2 separate regions of the Homo sapiens genome follow, and region 1 is linked to region 2. The links are chromatin contacts, found by Hi-C or POLR2A ChIA-PET in ENCODE. All regions are on one chromosome and are shown on one strand. Each heading gives the region's core, a stretch centred on a gene start or an enhancer-like site at or near the end of the contact. The rest is flanking DNA. Distances are from core to core; before and after follow the strand shown. Region 1 holds the start of VEZT (vezatin, adherens junctions transmembrane protein). Region 2 holds the start of ATP2B1-AS1 (ATP2B1 antisense RNA 1).

Region 1 (5,559 bases), core at 1,822-4,321, 5.5 Mb before region 2:
ATGACCCAGCAATTCCATTCCTACATATATATCCACCAGAAATATGTTTAACCAAACACATACAAAAAGGTTCACAGTAGCACTAGTTTAAACCTGGGAACTACTCAATGACCATTAATAGAAGAATGAATTTAAAAATGATCATATATTCACATGGAATACTATGCCAAAATAAAAATTCTCATGTTAACAATATGGACGAATCTCACAAATAAAGCCAGAGAGGAAAAAAAAAAGTCAGAAATAAGAGAGTATATAAATGGAAATGCACAGTGTCTAAACAATAAAAATAGACAAAATTAATCTAGGTTATTATGTTTAAATAGTGATCATTTTGGGGTAGGGAGTAGTGATGGAAAGGACCAGGAGGGAGCTTCTGGTGTGCTGGTGATGTTGTTTCTTTTTTCATTTTTTATTTTTTTGGGGCAGAGTCTGGCTCTGTCATCCAGGCTGGAGTACAGCGGTGCGATCATGGCTCACTGCAGCCTTGACCTACCCAGGCTCAAGTGATTCTCCCACCTCAGCCTCCCGAGTAGCTGGGACTATAGGCATGTGCCACCACGCCCAAATAATTTTTGTCTTTTTTGTAGAGATAGGGTTTCACCATGTTGTCCAGGCTAATCTCAAACTCCTGGGTTCAAGGGATCCATCTGCCTCAGCCTCCCAAAGTGCTGAGATTACAGGTGTGAGCCACCATGCCCCATCTGTCCCGTTTCTTGATCTGGGTGCTGGTTACATGGGTGTGCTCAACATGTGAAAATATAACCATCCACACACTTGTGATCTGTGCCCTGTCCTTATGTAAATTATACTGCAATAAAAATTGTGTATATCAAAGAGCAAACAAACAGCAAACTGGAAATTTTTCTGCAAGTATGACAAAGGCTTAGTAATATATGAAGAACTCACGCAAGTCAATTTTTTTAAAGCTAGCATCTAATAAGAAAATGAGCAACAAATATGAAGAGAAATGTTCAAAGAAATAAAAATAGCTAATAAATGTATAAATGCATAAAATGTAAATTAAAACAATGGAATGTTATTTTTGCCTATCAAATTAGCAAAGATTAAAGGAAACTGTTAAGGCTGTTGTTGAGGATTTGGTGAAACCAATACTCTCTTATTCTTAATGGAAACCGGAATTGGTATAACCTTTCTGCGTAAGTCTTAAATGTTCATATTCTTTCACCCACTAGTTCTACTTCTAAAAATTATTCTGAGGAAAATCAGAGTTGTAGTTAAAAATAGGCTTATATCACTGTTGATTACAATGGTATTTTTTTAAAAAAAGGTTATATTATGATACACGTGAGGGGATATTATAATATTAATGTTTTCAGAGAATGATGAATGGGAAAAGATTCACGATAAAGTCAAGTGAAAAATATATACAAAATTCTACGTGGTATACCTTTTGTTTTAAAAAATATCACACACACATTGTGTCTTAATATAGAGGCTAAAAAATTACACACACATAAACACACATTTACATAGAAATAAAGTCTATAAGAACACATACCGTACTGTTAATAGTTACCATCTTTGGGTGGTGGGATAATGGATGATTTTAACTTGGGGGCTTATTTTCTACAATAAAATGTTCCTTGAGCATATATTACTATTATATTCAGAAATCAAAAATAATGGGTAAAAAAAATACACCCATCAGTTACCCTTACTCTAGAAAATATTTCTCTCTCCTTCAGCTACCACATTCAATCTATAAACATTGCCTCGATTTTAACTTACAAGTGTCTGTCCAAGCCATTATTCCATTACGTCTCTCATTTCATCTCAGGCCCTTGTCTTCCCTAATGAACGCCTCATATCTAGACTCTTCACTTCGGTAAAATGGCCACATTTTCCACTGCTTCTTCATTGCAGCCACATCAAGCCACTTTACATAGCCACCCTCCACACCCCGCCCCCTAAAAATGCACACCAGGTACTTTCACACTTCCCAAGCTTGGCATAATCAGTTCTCTTTCCCTGTAATACATTTTCTCCTGCCGGTTTTTCTAATCCAATTCATAGTTAAAGATTCACCTCGGATATCGCGTACTGGGTGTAGCCTCTGGGAGGCCGCAAGAACAGAAATTAATCCTTCAATGACAGTTTGTACATATTTCAACATTTAGCATTCTGTCCTGTCTGTGCCTCGCTCTCTCGCTGTATGGCATGGGCCACTTCATTTTTAAATTTTCTTAAAATCTAGTTGGATAAATGAAAGTAAAGCGTATACATGCAATACACATACGTACAGGGGTGCGAGTTTTGACCTGTGTCTGATGGAAAAAAATGGCATCAAAAACACTCGCCCGATTTTTTTCATTCAAGATGGCAGAGAACGTCTTAAAATAGTCCCACACAAAAGCACTCACATCTAGAGCCCCGAGTCAGAAGAACTGGCTACACCTAGCGCAACAGCAAAGGACAAAAGAATCGAATCTAGATGCTGAGATGCCCTGGCCCTAACTACCCACAGTAGGTCCCACAAATAGACTTTAAACCGTGTTAGAAAACGGGCACCTGCTGCCTTCATTCCGAGGGCCACGCCTTGACGGTGAACAGTGACCTGAAGCACTCTGGATACTGACCCAAAAAAATCGCGGATGGAAAAGGAGGAGGCTAAGTTGTGACTATCTAAAAGGCACGATTCGGCCCCGCCCCAGCCGGGCGCAGTCCCCCCCGCCGCACATCCATTCCCAGGAAGGAAGAGACACCGCTCCAGCCCAGAGCCTGGCAACCGGGCACCGTCTGGGAATTCTGGGCGGGCCCGAGATAGAGGCCGGCCACGGCCAGGGCGCCTCTGGCTACACCTGTCAGGCGACGACGGACTCTAGGCCCTGAAATCGCTGGGGTTCGGTGGTCGAGGCCAGCTGGAGCGCGTCACCCGATCCCTCGCCCCGGGAACGCCTTGCTTCCTCGATTTCCGTCTCGTCCTTCTCAAACAAAGGCAATCCACACCCACCGCCATTTTCCTCTTACCTCAAAAACCACCTCTTCGTCAAACTCCGGTGTCATCCTTCTCCGCCATGCCACCCGCCTCAGCACGATGGGAAATGAAGGCGGGAGTACAGGCGGCACGGAGCTCCAGCTCCTGCCCGTCCCGTGGGTCCAGAAAACTACAATTCCCAATATGCCTCGCCGCTCACGCCCCCTTTTCGAGCCCGCTTATTGGAGAAGAGAGTGAGCGTGTAAGCGAGAGAGGCGGGAGCGAGCTGAAGCTCGAGCCCTCCGATTGGAGGAGGCTAGGGCTTTTGTCTGCCTTTTACGGCCGCGACTAGCAGGGGGCGCCCGGAGCACTGCTGATTTTTGGAGCCCGAGAAGGGCACGCGCCAGCGGAGCCGAAGAGAGCACTGCTCGTGCCCGCGCCTGGCTGTCAGCCTGCCGCTCTGCGGGGCGGTGCTAGTGCTCGCCCGCCCGACCCCGGCGGCTCGCGCCCGGGAGCGCCGCAGGGTCGCTAGAGTCGGCCGCGTCCTTTGTGTGGCGCTCAGGCTGCGCCGCGGGGCGGCGGGACGGAATGTGGGCGCTGCGGGGGCTTTTCTCTCCTACCCGAACTGTGGGAACAATGGACTGAAAGGGGAAGATGGATTGAGGGGCCGAGCGGGGAAGCGAGCTGCACCGGGGAATCATGACTTCTGCAGCCGGTAAGTGACGGCGCTCGCGCTGCCGCGGGAAAGTTTGTGGCGAGCGCTGCTAGGCTTGGGCTCGCGAGCAACTTTCTTCGCCGGGGTGGGCGAGTTGTGTGCCCCGTACCTTTGCCGAGCACCTCGGCAAGCGCGGAGCTAATGGGATTCGCTGCCGGCTTTCTCGTCTTTTCCTGCCCAGAGGGGCTGTTTGGAAACCCGGGATTTCTCGGGATCTCCCTTCCAAGGGGGACTGTGCTGGGGGCTCTGCACCAGGTGAAATGCGATGTGTGAAGGGCGTTCGCTCATCTCTCCAGCAGTGCGAGGACTTCGCCTTTGCATGTGAAAATAGTGTAGATTCCCAAGTTAATAGATCAGTTATTATAGGTAAAGGCAGTGTTCTCAGCGTGTTCAATTTGGCCACTAAGTGAGTCGCTTTCAACCTTGTATCTGCTGGTAAACCTTTTACCCATTTTAAAGAGGCGTAGACATTGTCATGTCCTGGTGGTTTTACCTCTGTTACCTGAGAAGCAGAGGAGTTGAGATTGTTGAGGTTTTTTTTTTTTTTTTTTTTTTGCTTGTCTGCACCCAATTACAATTATTTTGTTTGTTTCTACCTGATTAGGGTAAACAAAGCTTTATTTTCTGTCTGCCTCCCATAGTTCTTTCCCCTTCATCCAAATGACAAAGCCTCTATCTTTGTGTGGATTTTCAGCAATTCTAGACGTTGTGTTTCTGAACATTCTTAAGGAACAATTTCTGTTTTACAAAATAATTACCAAAGTGGTGTTACGTTCACTTCGTAAGTACATAGGTTAATTTTTAAACCAGAACTTATGTATTAAGTAGAGTGTTATGGGTTATTTTACGTTTTTGTCCACGTTGAAACTTTCATTAGAAATTTTATAGTGAAATAGTTTAAAGCTTCTTCTCAAGGTTACTTCCAGAATCAGCACTTAAGTATCAGATTAAATTTTCATTGCTTTTCTTGGCATTTGTTTAAAATTCTTGCAACTTGAAACTGTCCAACAGCACTCAAATGTTCTGATTTGTATTATTTCTAAAGCCTAGATATATTGTAGTGTTGCATTGCTCCCTGTGATCAGATTACAACAAACGAAACAAGAAGTTAGCCAATAGGAAAAGAAAGCAAGAAGTGGGTGTTGTGTGGGTCTTTCCTTTTTGATGTTATATGCACTTATATGAGATATCTTTATAAACTCTCTTTTCTTTGCCAAAGGGAGGCTTTATACTTACATAAGGTAAATTATTTTCATCCTACATTTCTGTGCCTTACCTTCGTTCAAGAAATTGATTTAAATTAAAAGTGGTTGGAAATTTTAAAATCCTTCCAGCCAGTTTTAGCTCTTTCCTTTTTGGAGGTGTCAAATGTATTTAAAATAACCGTGTCTTATATGTATCAGTTTTCAATTCCAGTCTTAACAGTTTATAAGGAACAGGCACAGAAGCATGTAATTTCACATTTATGTAAACCCAATTTCTAGGGCCCAGACTGGAAGTTCATGATTCTTGCATTTGAATTATCCTAAAATAATGCAAGCTATTTTTGTATTTTATCAACTTTACAATTAAAGAAATCCACAGAAATTTTTGTGGTGTTTAAAGTGGGACACTTCCTGTGTCTAGCCGAGTTGGTTGGTTTTTAGCATTGCTGGCTGAGAAGCATCAACTACTTTTTTGCTCACCCATCTGTTGGATTTATCATAATTCTTTCTGGTGTCTAGATGGGGAATATGGAAGAGAACTGGGGTTTTATTTCTACCCATTCTTATATGTATACATAGTTCTTACAAGCTGATTATGGTGCTTTTTGGGAACAATAGTCAAATTCATTGAAACGTTTAGGAAAGTTACTTGAAGTTAAGGGAGGGGATTTTTGCTTTTGAATCTAATCTGTGGTATTTGG
Region 2 (5,642 bases), core at 1,678-4,177:
ACATGGGATAAGTTAGGTCTAAGATTAAGAGAATACTGTTACATACAGTGGCATCTTTGATTTCAGATAGTTCAATTTTTTTTCAAGGAAACAGTAAGCAATGCAATATTTTCTTGATTTTTACATTGAAAAATATGTGTGAGGGATGCTTTAGTACTAAGCCTGTGGGAGAAAAAAATTGAATTTCTTAATGTAATGTGAACAGTTATTTCTATATTGCTTTCACCCTTTATTTCCTATTTGAAGAATAAAAATATAAAAACCAAACTACAGTACAATTTTCTTGACTATGACAGTAAAAGTTTGTCATTGCATATGACTCACATTTCATTAAAATGCATACAAATATGTTCCGGGATACACACACACACACGTTTTCATTTATGGATATACATGAATATATATATTCCGTATGTTTCATTTATAGATTTATCGATATAAATGAAAACTTAATTGAATCGTGTTCTTAAATAAAGATGCTCAATAATTGTTTCATGACCACAACACTTTAAGAGCATTCATTTTATAATCTGGAACTGGAACAAACCCACAAAGTGAACAGATTCTAGTTTATTACCCATTTTGCTAGTGTACTATAGCAATGATTCACATATTACTTTAATGTCAAATTCTTGATTAAAGTAGAATACATAATTCAACATTGTATTGTAACTTCCTTGGAGGAAAAGTTGGAAAAAAGCCAGTGATTCTTAAATGTCTCTGAGTCGTTTTGAAAGATATTTTAGGGGGAAATAATATTGAAATTTATTAGGTGAAATTTAGGTTATTCTTCTGTTAAAAAGATTTGAAATAGTGTCAGGAAGGGCTATTTATTGTACCACATTAACCAATTCTCCATCAGTGACTGAAGAGAGGAAAAATGCTATCATTCTGTTCAATGTTCGTTTATCTTACACATCAAGGGCACAGCTCAGAAGGCTGGTAATGTCAAGCCTAGTGAGATACATAAACTGATAAAAAAATTATTTGCAACAGCATTGATTTATATTTATTCACTTTTAAACGTCTTTTACACATTTTGTGTCTAATCTTTTAAAATATTTTAAAACAAATGCTATCATCAGATCGTGAACATAATACCATACTTCCTATTGCCTGTATGCTTTTGAGGAGGCTATATAAATATTAATTTTCCAGTTCTGGAATTAAGAGAAAGAAGATTGCAGAACTTATCTTTTTGTTCTGATTAACTGATACTGAAAATAACACTGACAAGGTCTCTGGGCCAGTGGCGACGGTGAGTTCAAATAAAGATTAGATGAAGATGAAGCGCGGTATCTTAGGTAAGATACACATCTTTACTGTGTATATGCGTGTACAAGAAGGAAAACTTGCTTTTTTTTTTTTAAGTAGATGTTACGAAGGATGGTTTTTTTTTTTTTTTCAACTTGCAAAATCTCTTGAAGGTTGGAGCAGAGCCGCCGGTTACCTTTGAGCATCGAAATACCGCAAGTTATCCCGTTTCCTTTTCCCCTCAGGAAAGATGGGTGCAGGGTTGAGATGTTACAAGAGAATTAAAAGAGAGCCACCAGCTTGGCATAGTAGAAGAAACAAACCCAAAATGAAAACACCCGGATTTTAAGCGCGGATCCTGCGAGGCCGGTTTGCACTGGCCGAACGCCTGCGTTAACCCTTTGGGCGCCGCAGCTGGGATCCCCGGTGTTTGCGGACCCGACCGGCAGGAACAGAGATGGAGTGTCCCGCGCCCGCATGGGGAGTGAGCTCTCTTCCCCAAAGAGGGAGCGAGCCGAGAAGCACTTTTTCCTCCGGTGCGTGCGTCACGGCCCGGGACAGGCGTCGAGTCCGGTTTGGAGTGGGGGCAGAGACGCGGCGAGGAGCCGCTCAAATGTCCGCTGACTGGGGGTTCGCCTTAATCTGTCCTCGCCAGGAGCGCTCGCCCTCGCCCTCCCGCTGGCTCGCTCCTGGGCCCTGGAGGGGCATGGGCCCGGGGGCGGTTCGGGAGGGGCCCCAGGTGAAGGGCGCCCGCACTTCTCCTGCGGCAATCATCGCTCTCCTGCCTCCACACGTCGCGGCAGCGGCCCGGCCCCGCGCCGAAACAGCAGCTGTGACTGACGGAGTCACCTCCCCGCGCGCCTGGCCACCCCCTCCTCCCCCGCCGCTCCCTCCTGCACCAACACGTCATGGAAACACGGACGTCAGAGCCTCTCAGCCAATCGCAGGCTGCGGCAGGAGGGAAGGGGCGCGCTGGAGGGGGCGGGGGCAGCGGCAAGCCAAGGCGCTCAGGGGAAGGAAGAAAGGGAGGGGCGTGCGGAGGCGCAAGTCCCCACCTCCGCCCCTCACTCCGGCCACCCTTTCCCGACCGCGCGGCAAGTTCTAATCGCCAGGCGCGCGCTCGCCAGCCGAGGGCGCGCTCGCCGGGTCCTCCCCTTAAACGCCCTCCCAGTGCCGCTCAGCTCCCAGTCCCGGTCCGAGCCGCGGTTCCTCCGCGCGCGCGCGCGCGCACTCGCCCGCCCCCAGGCTCCCCGCGGATCGCGTCACGTGACCGCGCTCAGCCAAGGCGGCAGCGGCGGCGGCGCGAGCTTCGGCGGCGGTGGCGGCTGTGGCAGCGGGAGCAGCTGCGCCGCCAGCGTGGAGCGGGAGGCGTGTGGGTGTGGAGAAAAGGGAGCGCCAGACCGGAACGGGTGAGCGTTCTCCTCCCCCTGCCTACCCCGGCAATCTTGCAGGCCACCCGGTGCAGACGGGGTCCCTGCCCGGAGCTGCGCGCAGCCCCCTCGTGCTCGGCCGTCCGCTCTCCGGTGCCCGCGGGCCCCGCCCCGAGTGGGGCGGGCTGCGGCGCTCACGGAGGTGGCTGCACCCCGCCCGCGGCTGCTGTTGCGGACGGCGGCGTGAGGCCGGCTGAGCTGCCCGTGCCGAGCGAGCGCGGCGCGCCCTGTGTGCCGCTCTGCGGAGCCGAGGAGGCGGGTCCTGCGGGGACGCGGGCGGCCACTCGGTGGCTGCCGGGCTCTGGGCGGGGACGGCCGGGCGCCGCCTCCTCCTCCTTCGCTGCCGCCGCCGCCTCCTCGCAGTGCAGCGTGAGTAGGGAGCCCCGGCTGGTGGACGCCGAGCCTCTCGGCTCCTTGGCCGCCCCATCCCCGAGGTGCAGCTGCACCTCCGCGTGGCGCCCCGAGCCCTGCGAGCCGGCTGCGGACGCGCTGAGGACGGAGCCCCCATCCTCTGCGTTTCCCGCTGCCCCTTAACGCCCCGCGACCCTCCCGCAGCCTGCCTTTCCTTCCCCCTCGGAAAATGGTTCCCACTGCCGGGCGAGGTGAGTGGCGGCCGCCGCCCGCCCGCGGCCGGGGGCGGCGGGGCAGGTCACCTGCGGGGGAGGCCAGGCGGAGCACGGAGGTCGGGCGTCGCGGCGGGGATCCTGATAGCTGGGTGCGCAGCGGGTTGCGCCGGATTCGGGAGAAGCTGACGGGGGCGGTCGGGGCCCCTCGCAGGTTGCCTCTTGCCGGGAGATTGTGAAGGTGAGCGGGCTTCTCGCCGTGCACCTCAGCGCCGGGTCAGTCTGGGAGTCGCTGCTCCGGGCCCGAGGGATGGGGCTTGTTGGGGCTTCTGGTCTACACCCGCAGGTCTTCGGCTTCACGAAGCCGCCTCGGCCGCGCCACAGCCCATCCCGCCACCGGTCGCCCCCGCCACGGCGCGTGGTGACCTTGAGGGCACCGTGCCCGGCACTCCCTCTCCCCGCGCCCCGGGAGGGTCACCCCTCTAATCCTTGGCCTCGGCCCCCCAGACGCACTGCGGGAGGGGAGCGGGGGCCCCTGGTCGGCCCCTGGCCCTGGTGGTTGATTGTTGGCGTGTCAGGACGGTGATTCCTCGGGAGTTGGAGAGCCGCCTGGTCTTTCTCCTCACGCCTTCCGTCTGGCCCCCCAGGATGTTCACAGTTGTTTCCGATTCGTGTTTATTCACTTAGTTTAAGAGAAAAAAGCCTGCGCCCCCACCTCCCTTTTTGAGGAAGGAGTCTGTAGGAGGACCGCGTTCCAGTGGCAGGGGTGTGGGGTGGGGGCTGTGCTCTCTTTATCCCATCCTGCGGGAGAATCCTGTGGCTAAGCTGGTTAGCGACCCCTGGTTCTGCGCCGCGGTCACCAGCCAGGTTGGTCTCTGTGCGCATTTCATTCACCAGTTTTCTGCGGGACTCGCAGCGCTGGGAGTGCTCGCACCCTGTGCGCTGCTTGGCTCGGAGGGGAGGGCAGGGCGTCCGGGTGGGTTAAAGGGGTCTGCAGGTACTTGGAGGGCTCGACCCTCCTCGACAGGCTGATATTTACCTTTTCTTTGGGTTAGAGCGCTGCAGACAGCCACCTTTCGCTTCTGTGCCCGCTACTTTTCTTGGTTTATTAATAATCTAATGGCTTCTGTTGGTATCGATTGCTGTTCGTGATAAATTAGCTACATAGATTTTTTTCATACGTGTGTAGGTATATGCATATATCTGAACTTGTCTGCCTGTCAACATGGAAGCCTTTGTTGTGTTTAACCTCCCCCACCTGAGGACAGTCTTATTTTAAAATAAGGCTTTTGTTCAGCGTGGGTGTATTTTATAATAAGAAGTACTTGTAAGGGCCTGGTTTGTATGAGGCTCTCATCTGGCAGAGGGTGTGTAACCCTTTGGATGGTGGCCCACGTGAGTGAATGGAGGGCCTTCACCACTTGCCCCGATGCCAGCCTTCCCGAGACTCCCTGTCCTTGTGTGTGGCAGGGGTGGATTGGGGGAATTAAGAGGGATTGGAGGAGAATCTGCTTTTTGTACTTGTGCGTTTCATTTGGGTCCTCCTCCTCCCCTCTCTTTTTCTTTATCCTCCTGGTGAGTTCAAATTTGAAGTAAATAGAAACATTTTTTTTTTAATTGGGAACCTTTGATAGCTAGTATATGAAATGGGCTTATTTAGCTATGATTTCAGGAGGACGTTTTAGTTTTTACCTTGCTTTAGATAAGACAGCTAAATTGCTGTAATTAAGGGTGGATCTCTGTCCTGATTTTGGCTTGGGTGTAACTGCAAAGATCTTTGAAAAGTAACTGTTAATTTCCTACCATATAGTCTGCAAAAGTGAGTCACATTCGGGTGAGTTGAGGACAGAGCGCCACCTTTAATTTAAAATTTCGTGATTTTCTTTTATTAAAATGGTGAAAATTCGGGGTACGCCTTCTTGATTTTTATCGCAGCTGTCATTATTGGCATCCCCATTTTGACGTGTAAGGGGGAATTGTCTTCATTTTTCTGTATTCTCTCATTTCTCTTTTGAGAGAAATTTCTGCAATTGTATGGGAAATCTTTTTTTTATTGAAGCTTGGGATTTTAGCATTCTGAGATGAGATGAGAAACTAGTTTTGATTTGTGTTTATAATAATATTGATGGTCTGGATATTCTTGGTAAAAGAAGGAAAGTAATAGCTGCTTTTAATAGGTGGTTTGAACTAGCCATTGCCACCAAATAAAGGTACCTACCAGTATGACAGTGGCTTTACAATTTTTTTTTTTTTTTTAGCTGTAGGCCTATTAACAGATTCTAAAATAAACACGCAGGATCAGATATAGTAATTCTTTTTTGTTGTCTTCCAACAACTTACCTTTTGTGATTTTACTGTTTTACAGTTGCTTGTTCTTAAATAATATAGATGAACA

Evidence for each region. Hi-C counts contacts between places; a loop is a spot of excess contacts on that map. ChIA-PET counts read pairs that join two places held with the same protein, here RNA polymerase II (POLR2A). Pooled maps may share reads with other maps.
Region 1: a loop to region 2 is called in a map of CD4-positive, alpha-beta T cell, with 20 times the contacts of the local background. The contact joins the promoter of VEZT here to the promoter of ATP2B1-AS1 in region 2. A Hi-C loop is called at or near these places in 3 of 168 maps with a recorded cell type or tissue (CD4-positive, alpha-beta T cell, CD8-positive, alpha-beta T cell and naive thymus-derived CD4-positive, alpha-beta T cell), 1 of 37 single-sample maps with no recorded cell type and 12 of 50 pooled maps. POLR2A ChIA-PET finds 5 or more read pairs at or near these places in 1 of 52 experiments (activated B cell).

The regions. Positions count from the first base shown.
Region 1 is chr12:95,215,319-95,220,877 of GRCh38, reverse strand. VEZT (vezatin, adherens junctions transmembrane protein) reads right to left here and starts at 3,071. Exons shown (of 12, transcript NM_017599.4): 1 at 2,992-3,071. The coding sequence starts at 3,027. FGD6 (FYVE, RhoGEF and PH domain containing 6) reads left to right here and starts at 3,411. Exons shown (of 21, transcript NM_018351.4): 1 at 3,411-3,653. The coding sequence starts at 3,638. RefSeq lists enhancers at 2,203-2,252, 2,853-3,092, 2,557-3,152, 3,153-3,747 and a silencer at 3,323-3,552.
Region 2 is chr12:89,706,240-89,711,881 of GRCh38, reverse strand. It overlaps ATP2B1-AS1 (ATP2B1 antisense RNA 1), which reads right to left and starts at 2,927. Exons shown (of 1, transcript NR_028138.1): 1 at 1-2,927. It overlaps ATP2B1 (ATPase plasma membrane Ca2+ transporting 1), which reads left to right and starts at 3,044. Exons shown (of 21, transcript NM_001366521.1): 1 at 3,044-3,286. RefSeq lists silencers at 1,806-2,355, 2,376-3,395, 3,546-3,775 and enhancers at 3,966-4,065, 4,076-4,165.